2 separate regions of the Homo sapiens genome follow, and region 1 is linked to region 2. The links are chromatin contacts, found by Hi-C or POLR2A ChIA-PET in ENCODE. All regions are on one chromosome and are shown on one strand. Each heading gives the region's core, a stretch centred on a gene start or an enhancer-like site at or near the end of the contact. The rest is flanking DNA. Distances are from core to core; before and after follow the strand shown.

What was found. Hi-C counts contacts between places; a loop is a spot of excess contacts on that map. ChIA-PET counts read pairs that join two places held with the same protein, here RNA polymerase II (POLR2A). Pooled maps may share reads with other maps.
Region 1: a loop to region 2 is called in a pooled map, with 7 times the contacts of the local background. The contact joins the promoter of HLA-B here to the promoter of ABCF1 in region 2. A Hi-C loop is called at or near these places in 6 of 50 pooled maps. POLR2A ChIA-PET finds 5 or more read pairs at or near these places in 2 of 52 experiments (CD4-positive, alpha-beta T cell and activated B cell).

Annotation. Positions count from the first base shown.
Region 1 is chr6:31,355,168-31,358,428 of GRCh38, reverse strand. HLA-B (major histocompatibility complex, class I, B) reads left to right here and starts at 1,250. Exons shown (of 8, transcript NM_005514.8): 1 at 1,250-1,343; 2 at 1,472-1,741; 3 at 1,987-2,262; 4 at 2,837-3,112; 5 at 3,206-3,261. The coding sequence starts at 1,271. It overlaps MIR6891 (microRNA 6891), which reads left to right and starts at 3,113; the gene lies at 3,113-3,205. RefSeq lists an enhancer at 1,184-1,807.
Region 2 is chr6:30,566,721-30,573,265 of GRCh38, reverse strand. It overlaps ABCF1 (ATP binding cassette subfamily F member 1), which reads right to left and starts at 1,824. Exons shown (of 25, transcript NM_001025091.2): 1 at 1,706-1,824. The coding sequence starts at 1,778. RefSeq lists an enhancer at 1,643-2,204.

The DNA.
Region 1 (3,261 bases), core at 1-2,500, 790 kb before region 2:
GACAGTGTTAGTGCCACAATTCAGGAGTGACAGGGTGGCGGGGACTAAGGGGAGCGGGGGTGTGAGGGATGAGAGGGGCAGACAGAAGGGCTGGAGAGGCAGGAGGTGAGGAAAAGGAGCAGGAGAAAGAATTCTAAAGCAGTGGAAGAGCCTGGCAGAGGGTTCTTTGCATTCGGTATTTAATACATTTTGTTGGACTTCCTAAAAACTAATTGGCTCCTTATGATTAAAAAAAAAAAGAGTTACAAAAATACCAAGTGTTCAGATAAAATACGCACACTGCTTGGATGTGCAGAGTTCAGGAAAACAGGCAGTGCTTCAGCGTCGGTGAAGAGCATTGGGACTGCATGGAGCACTCGCAACTTTGAGGTGATGACTACAGGCTCCCGGTTGCAATAGACAGTAACAAACCCTGCTTCTTTATATTCAGGAGATGTTCTGGACTCACACAGGGAAACTCAGGGTGGGGAATGAAGATAATTTTAAATGCAACAACCCAGAGTTACAGATCCACAGTCTGGGAAAGTAAAACTTAGGAGCTTTGAGAGTTTAATTGTAATGCTGTTTTGACACAGGTCTTTTACAAATTGGAATTCTAATCATTCAGGGATTACCAATATTGTGCTACCTACTGTATTAACAAACAAAAAGGAAACTGGTCTCTATGAGAATCCCTATGCGGTGCCTTCAGAGAAAACTTCACCAGGTTTAAAGAGAAAACCCCTGTCTCTACACCTCCATTCCCAGGGCGAGCTCACTCTCTGGCATCAAGTTCCCCGTGCTCAGTTTCCCTACACAAGAGTCCAAGAGGAGAGGTAAGGAGTGGGAGGCAGGGAGTCCAGTTCAGGGACAGGGATTCCAGGACGAGAAGTGAAGGGGAAGGGGCTGGGCGCAGCCTGGGGGTCTCTCCCTGGTTTCCACAGACAGATCCTTGTCCAGGACTCAGGCAGACAGTGTGACAAAGAGGCTTGGTGTAGGAGAAGAGGGATCAGGACGAAGTCCCAGGTCCCGGACGGGGCTCTCAGGGTCTCAGGCTCCGAGGGCCGCGTCTGCAATGGGGAGGCGCAGCGTTGGGGATTCCCCACTCCCCTGAGTTTCACTTCTTCTCCCAACTTGTGTCGGGTCCTTCTTCCAGGATACTCGTGACGCGTCCCCACTTCCCACTCCCATTGGGTATTGGATATCTAGAGAAGCCAATCAGCGTCGCCGCGGTCCCAGTTCTAAAGTCCCCACGCACCCACCCGGACTCAGAGTCTCCTCAGACGCCGAGATGCTGGTCATGGCGCCCCGAACCGTCCTCCTGCTGCTCTCGGCGGCCCTGGCCCTGACCGAGACCTGGGCCGGTGAGTGCGGGTCGGGAGGGAAATGGCCTCTGCCGGGAGGAGCGAGGGGACCGCAGGCGGGGGCGCAGGACCTGAGGAGCCGCGCCGGGAGGAGGGTCGGGCGGGTCTCAGCCCCTCCTCACCCCCAGGCTCCCACTCCATGAGGTATTTCTACACCTCCGTGTCCCGGCCCGGCCGCGGGGAGCCCCGCTTCATCTCAGTGGGCTACGTGGACGACACCCAGTTCGTGAGGTTCGACAGCGACGCCGCGAGTCCGAGAGAGGAGCCGCGGGCGCCGTGGATAGAGCAGGAGGGGCCGGAGTATTGGGACCGGAACACACAGATCTACAAGGCCCAGGCACAGACTGACCGAGAGAGCCTGCGGAACCTGCGCGGCTACTACAACCAGAGCGAGGCCGGTGAGTGACCCCGGCCCGGGGCGCAGGTCACGACTCCCCATCCCCCACGTACGGCCCGGGTCGCCCCGAGTCTCCGGGTCCGAGATCCGCCTCCCTGAGGCCGCGGGACCCGCCCAGACCCTCGACCGGCGAGAGCCCCAGGCGCGTTTACCCGGTTTCATTTTCAGTTGAGGCCAAAATCCCCGCGGGTTGGTCGGGGCGGGGCGGGGCTCGGGGGACTGGGCTGACCGCGGGGCCGGGGCCAGGGTCTCACACCCTCCAGAGCATGTACGGCTGCGACGTGGGGCCGGACGGGCGCCTCCTCCGCGGGCATGACCAGTACGCCTACGACGGCAAGGATTACATCGCCCTGAACGAGGACCTGCGCTCCTGGACCGCCGCGGACACGGCGGCTCAGATCACCCAGCGCAAGTGGGAGGCGGCCCGTGAGGCGGAGCAGCGGAGAGCCTACCTGGAGGGCGAGTGCGTGGAGTGGCTCCGCAGATACCTGGAGAACGGGAAGGACAAGCTGGAGCGCGCTGGTACCAGGGGCAGTGGGGAGCCTTCCCCATCTCCTATAGGTCGCCGGGGATGGCCTCCCACGAGAAGAGGAGGAAAATGGGATCAGCGCTAGAATGTCGCCCTCCGTTGAATGGAGAATGGCATGAGTTTTCCTGAGTTTCCTCTGAGGGCCCCCTCTTCTCTCTAGACAATTAAGGAATGACGTCTCTGAGGAAATGGAGGGGAAGACAGTCCCTAGAATACTGATCAGGGGTCCCCTTTGACCCCTGCAGCAGCCTTGGGAACCGTGACTTTTCCTCTCAGGCCTTGTTCTCTGCCTCACACTCAGTGTGTTTGGGGCTCTGATTCCAGCACTTCTGAGTCACTTTACCTCCACTCAGATCAGGAGCAGAAGTCCCTGTTCCCCGCTCAGAGACTCGAACTTTCCAATGAATAGGAGATTATCCCAGGTGCCTGCGTCCAGGCTGGTGTCTGGGTTCTGTGCCCCTTCCCCACCCCAGGTGTCCTGTCCATTCTCAGGCTGGTCACATGGGTGGTCCTAGGGTGTCCCATGAAAGATGCAAAGCGCCTGAATTTTCTGACTCTTCCCATCAGACCCCCCAAAGACACACGTGACCCACCACCCCATCTCTGACCATGAGGCCACCCTGAGGTGCTGGGCCCTGGGTTTCTACCCTGCGGAGATCACACTGACCTGGCAGCGGGATGGCGAGGACCAAACTCAGGACACTGAGCTTGTGGAGACCAGACCAGCAGGAGATAGAACCTTCCAGAAGTGGGCAGCTGTGGTGGTGCCTTCTGGAGAAGAGCAGAGATACACATGCCATGTACAGCATGAGGGGCTGCCGAAGCCCCTCACCCTGAGATGGGGTAAGGAGGGGGATGAGGGGTCATATCTCTTCTCAGGGAAAGCAGGAGCCCTTCAGCAGGGTCAGGGCCCCTCATCTTCCCCTCCTTTCCCAGAGCCGTCTTCCCAGTCCACCGTCCCCATCGTGGGCATTGTTGCTGGCCTGGCTGTC
Region 2 (6,545 bases), core at 575-3,074:
TTAAGTGTCAACCTTACTTCTCCCTTCATTTAATCAGTTCTCAGTTCCGATCAATGCCGCCTCCTTAGTAACTCTTTATTCTTCAGGCCTTGGCTTATCCCCTTACCACTTCTCACCTAGATCATGGCCAGAGCCCCCTAAATGGTCTCCCCGCCTCCATCTTGACCAGTTCAAGGCCATTCATTCTCCATTGCTCAGTGCTACAGGTGAACTGTTCATAATCATTCCTTATGCACTTCAATGGGCCTTCCTTCTTAATGTCTTTAGGATTAAACTCCTCGGAATGGCATCTAAAGCCTTTCATTATCTGTCTCCTGAGCATCTTTCTGACTTCATCACACTAGTCACCAGGCTCTAGTGGGACCAGTCAGGCTTGCCTACATCTCTACCTTCCACAAACTTCCTTGGCTTGGAATGCGCTTCCCCTTGCTAATTCACGATGATCTTTCAAGAATAAACTCTGGGGAGCAGATGTAGTGGCTCACGCCTGTAATCCCAGCACTTTTGGAGGCTGAGGCAGGAGAATTACTTGAGCCCAGGAGTTTGAGACCAGCCTAGGCAACATAGCCAGATCTTGTGTCTACAAAAAATTTTAAAAATAAGGTGTGGTGGTGCATGCCAGTAGTCTCAACTACTTGGGAGACTGAGGCAGGAAGATCCTTTAAACCCAGGAGGTGGAGGCTGCAGTGAGCCATGTTCATGCCACTGCACTCCAGCCTGGGTGATGGAGCTACAATGTGCCTCAAAAAAAAATACTCAGCTATTACATATTCTTGGGAGGCTTTGCTGACACTCCCTTACCTGTCTGAGTAGATGCTCCTCCTCTCTTCTACAGTCCCATAACATTCTTAAGCACCTTCATCATACTCTGACAACCACTGTCTGTCTGGTTAATGCTCTGACCCTTCACCATACTGGGTTGTCCCTTGAGGGAAAGTCTTATCTTTTATCTCTACATTCCCACTTCCTCCACACAGTACCTGGTATACAGTAGGCATCCAATAAGTGCTTTTAAAATTAGTTACTGTGTACCTACTGGGGTTAGTTGTGTCCATTTATGTCCCCCTTAAAACTGACTTCAACCCTGGGAGGATATCTTCATGTTTTTTTCCTTCCCCTCTCAAAGCACAGTATATAGAGTGCTTAATTAAAAACAAGCGCTTAACAAACTTTCGCTGCTTTTTAAGTAAACCTTAACCCTCATTCCAACATCAAAAATCTACACTCTTGCTCCAGTTGAGTGAGAGGGGTGTCTTAAGAAAGAAACCATGAAGGAGTCACCCTCTCTTGAGAAACAAGGGGGATCACAGGCTCCCAAGGTGTGTGTATGCGCGCGCAGGGGGAAGGGGAGGTCGAGGCAGGGCTCATATATTCCTGGTGGAATACAGTGTATGGTGGGGCGGATGTCCAAATTTTTTAAGCAAGGTTTTCCCATTTCTCCCCATCTCTCCCTCGGTGCCATATGCTCTTTCTTTTATCTCGCCCAGTCTCACTTAGGTCACGTGCGACATCTGGATCTCTTTCCTTTAACCCCGATTCCAAACCCACTCCTCCCCGGCAAACTCCTCCCGGGCCCACGGCACGCATGCGCAGTAACTCCCGCAGGGGCCCGGTCAGTCTCGTGCCCCATGACCCTCTCTTAAAACACGCGCAGTCTCCTCTCTCTTCCCCCTCTGCTCGTTTCTTCCTTGCCTACCAGCCTCACCTGATGGGCTCGTGCTCTCTCCGTCCCCGATCCACTCGGGCTCCGGCGGCTGCTGCTTGGGCGCCTTCGGCATCGCGGTGGCAGTTACAGCTACTGTGGCGGCGCCCGGTGCTATTTCCGCTTCCGGCGGCGGGGAACCCCGATGGGGCTGGCTCTCCAAGCTGGCGCGGCCAACCCCGCCCCCGGGCTGCGCACGTGCGAGCTTCGCCGTCATCTCGGGGGCGTGGCCCTGGTTCAGTGGAGGCGTGGCCTGCAATGACGGAGCGGGGCCGGCGTCCGCTTGCTCCAGTCGCGTAAACACATGGCGTTTACGACTGTCTGGGAAGCCTGACGCCGTGACCTCCCGACGCCGCGAGACTCAAGGAATGAACATAATAATTTCCTACTAGTATGAAGGAGTTGAGGCATACTGTTTTTTTGTTTGTTTTGTTTTTTGTTTTTTTAAAAAGCATATTCTAGTTTCTATCTGTAACTCGTTTCTAGTTCTGCCACCGCGATGCCGAAGGCGCCCAAGCAGCAGCTGCCGGAGCCCGAGTGGATCGGGGACGGAGAGAACACGAGCCCATCAGGTGAGGCTGGTAGGCAAGGAAGACACGAGAGGAAGGGGAAGAGAGAGGAGACTGCGCGTGTTTTAGGAGAGGGTCATGGGGCGCGAGACTGACTGGGTCATGGGCAGAAAAGACAGTGCAGACCAATGGCTAAGGGAGAGGTCTGATCGGTCCAGTGTTGAAATGTGTCACAAAATCCCGAAGTGTACAATTGTAAACAGGGAACTGGAGCCCAACATGCAGAAGTCACGGTGCAGTGGAGCTTCGGTTCATTTATTTTTTTTGGTAACAGCTTTACTGAGATATAATTGACATACAATAAACTGTACACAAAATAAAATGGCACCCAAAATAAACTGCAAAGTATCACTTAAATAAGTTTTGACCTGCATAAACCCAGTAAACTATCACCACAATCAAGACTTTGGTTCACTTCTAACTCTACCACTTAATATGGGAGCTTGAGCAAGGTGCTCCTGTAGTTCTGTCAGCTCTCAAACCACTACAATCATGCTTTTGTTGCCACCATTGTCTGAATTCACACTTGCCAAAGTCAACAGATCTGGGGCCATCCTACTCACTCTCCCATCAATGTTTGATAGACTTGGTCGCTCCCTCCCTCCTTTGTTTTCTTCAGGGACACTACTCTCTATAGGTTTCCTTTGCATCTAATGGGCTTCTCCTGAAGTCTAAATGTTGAAGTGCCTCAGGGCTAAATCTTTGACACTCTCCTTAATCTAGACTTATCACCTATCACCTCCTGACTTTAAATACCATCTATAACCAATGAAGATTCCCAAACTTCTCTTGCTGGCCCCCAACTTCTGCCCCGAGCTCCAGGCTCATGAATTCAACTGCTTATGGGACATCTTCTCTGAGATCTTTAATAAATCTCTCTCATACGTACAAAATGGAGCTCTTGTTCTTACTCCTAAAGCCTGTCTCTTCCAGGCTTCCCCATCAAGAAATTGCACCACAGGTCATTCAGTTATTTGGGCCAAAACTGAAAGGTCATCATCCTCTTTCTCCATTCCTCCTCCCCTAATCAATCCATCAGCCAGCTAAGTCTGCCTCATTTTTTCATTCATCTGTTCAACAAATATATTTATTGAGTGTATAGTATGTGCCAGGCACTCTTCTACGCTCTTGGGATACTACTGAATAAAATAAAGATCTCTGATTAGGTTTCCAGCAGGGGAGATGATCCTATAGATAAAAGAAAATATGGATCAAGTTTAAAAGTATCAAGAGGACAGATTTTAGTCTTAAATGAGGCCTCAGTAAAGTGAAATTCAAGCAAATCATTAAAGAAGATTAGTTTTGGCCACATGGATTTCCAGGAGAAGGGCCTTTCTAGCATAAGAAACAGCTGGAGTAAAGCCCTGTGACAGGAGTGTTCGGACATACATGGGGAACAAACAGGAAGGAGGCAAGAGGGGCTGGAGTGGCACGAGTGAGCCAGAGTTGTGGGAAAGGTGAAAAGAGAAGTAAAGCAGGGTCTGGATTGGGAAAGGTCTTTTAAATTATCTTAAGGATTTTGGCTTCTTCTGTTGATTTAAATGGAAGTCACTGCAGAGTTCTGAGCAGAGTGATGTGATCCAACCTACATTTTAAAAGGATGACCTGGGCTGGGGCGCGGTGGCTCATGCCTGTAATGCCAGCACTTTGGAAGTCCTAGATGGGTGGATCACGAGGTCAGGAGATTGAGACCATCCTGGCTAACATGGTGAAACCCCATCTCTACTAAAAATACAAAAAAGTTAGCTGGGCGAGGTGGCGGGCGCCTGTAGTCCCAGCTACTGGGGAGGCTGAGGTAGGAGAATGGCATGAACCCAGGAGGCAGAGCTTGCAGTGAGCCGAGATCCCGCCACTGCACTCCAGGTTGGGCGACAGAGCGAGACTCCGTCTCAAAAAAAAAAAAATAAAATAAAATAAATAAAAGGATGACCTGGCCAGGTGCAGTGGCTCACACCTGTAATGCCAGTACTTTGGGAGGCTGAGGCAGGAGAATTGCCTGAGCCCAGGGGTTTGTGACCAACCCAGGCAACATAGCGAGACCCCTTGTCTCCGTATATAATACAATTTTTTAATTTTTATTTTATTTTATTTTTTTGAGACAGAGTCTTGCTCTGTTGCCCAGGCTGGAGTGCAGTAGCGTGATCTCGGCTCCCTGCAACCTCTGCCTCCTGGGTTCAAGCAATTCTCCTGCCTCAGTCTCCTGAGTAGCTGGGATTACAAGCGTGCGTCACCATGCCTGGCTCATTTTTGTATTTTTAGTAGAGACGGGGTTTCACCATGTTGGTCAGGCTGGTCTCGGACTCCTGACCTCGTGATCCGCCTGCCTCGGCCTCCCAAAGTGCTGGGATTAGAGGCGTGAGCCACCATGCCTGGCCTATAACATTTTTTAAATTGTTAAATAAAAAGGATGACTCTGGAGGCTGTGCTGAGAACAACCTGGGCGGGAGGTGGGAGGGGGCAGGCAGCAAAGAATGGGCAGAAATGACAGAAGCAGGGAGATCTATTAGGAGGTGATGGTGACTCAGACTAGGGTGACAGCAGTGGAGGTGTGAAAAGGGCTGGTTTCTGAATGTATTTTGGAAAAGAGCCAACAAGTTTTGTTAATGGATTGGAGGTCATGTTTGACAAATAGAATTAAGGATGACTCCAATATTTCTGGCCTGAGTTAACTAGAAAGATGTAATTGCCATCAACTGAGACGAAAACATAACCCAAATTTAACCACTTCTCTCCACCTCTACCCTGACCAAGCCATCGTCTCTTCTCCCTGGACCACTGCACTGCGCTGGCCTCCTAACTGGTCTGCCTGCTGTCATTCTCATTCTCTAGTCTATCCTTCACACCTACAGTCAGAGGTGGTTTTAAAATGTAAATCCATGGGCCAATCGCGGTGGCTCACGCCTGTAATCCCAGCACTTTGGGAGGCTGAGGCGGGCGGATCAAAAGGTCAGGAGTTCAAGACCAGGCTGGCCAACATGGCGAAACCCTGTGTCTACTAAAAATACAAAAATTAGCCAGGCGTGGTGGTGGGCGCCTGTAGTCCCAGCTACTTGGGAGGCTGAGGCAGGAGAATCACTTGAACCCGGGAGGTGGAGGTTGCAGTGAGCTGAGATCATGCCACTGCACTCCAACCTGGGTGATGGAGCAAGACTCCGTCTCAAAAAGAAAAAAAAAAAAAGTAAATCCATTTGTTCAAAGTATAAAAATATTTAAAAAAGTATAAAATCCAGAATAAAATCCAAATGCTTTACCATAGTTTATAGGGCTCTGTACAATATGCCCTCTGTTAAACATCTTGATCCCATCTCCCACAGTCTAGCCACACTGGGCTTTTTTTTTTTTTTTTGAACCAGGATCTTGGTCTGTCATTCAAGCTGGAGTGTAGTGGTATAATCATAGCTCACTGCAACCTCAAAGGATCCTCCCACCTCAGCCTCCAACTAGCTAGGACTACAGGCACACGCCACCAGGCCTGGGTACTTTTTAAACATTTTTGCAGACACAGGGTCTCACCATGTTGCCCAGGCTGGTCTCAAACTTCTGAGCTCAAGCAGTGCTCCTGCCTCAGCCTCTGAGAGTGCTGGGACTGCAGGCATGAACCACCACGCCTGGCCTGGCCTTCTATTTTTACTTCAAACACCCCAGAGTCATTCCTGCATCAAGGCCTTTGCCTTTGCTGTTCCCTGTGCCTGGAACGCACTTTCTCTGTGTGTTCATATGGTTTGTTCCCTCGTTTAATTTTCTCTCTATGTGTTACCTCCTCAAAGCAGCTCTCTCTTTGTATCAACCTGTTCTCTTCCACCTGTCACTCTCTAACCTCTTTTTTCACTTTATTTTCATTTGAAGCATTTACTATTACTTAAAATTATATTACCTATGTATATTGTCTATCATCCTCAAAGCAATGTAAGCTCCATATGGGCAGGGATTTTGTCCTTTTTATTGATGTAGCTCCAGCTCCTAAAACAGTGCTTGCCCTACAGTAGGCACTAAAGTGTTCACTGAAAGTATGCAAAGCTTGGCCAGGTGCGGTGGCTCATGCCTATAATCCCAGCACTTTGGGAGGCCGAGGCAGGTAGATCACCTGAGGTCAGGAGTTCGAGACCGGCCTGGCCAACATGGTGAAACCCCATCTCTACTAAAATACAAAAAATTAGCCGGGTGTGGTGGTGGGCACCTGTAATTCCAGCTACTCGGGAGGCTGAGGCAGGAGAATCGCTTGAACCACCCCCTCTCCCCCCCCAAAAAAGTATGTGAAGCTTAAATAAGACAAA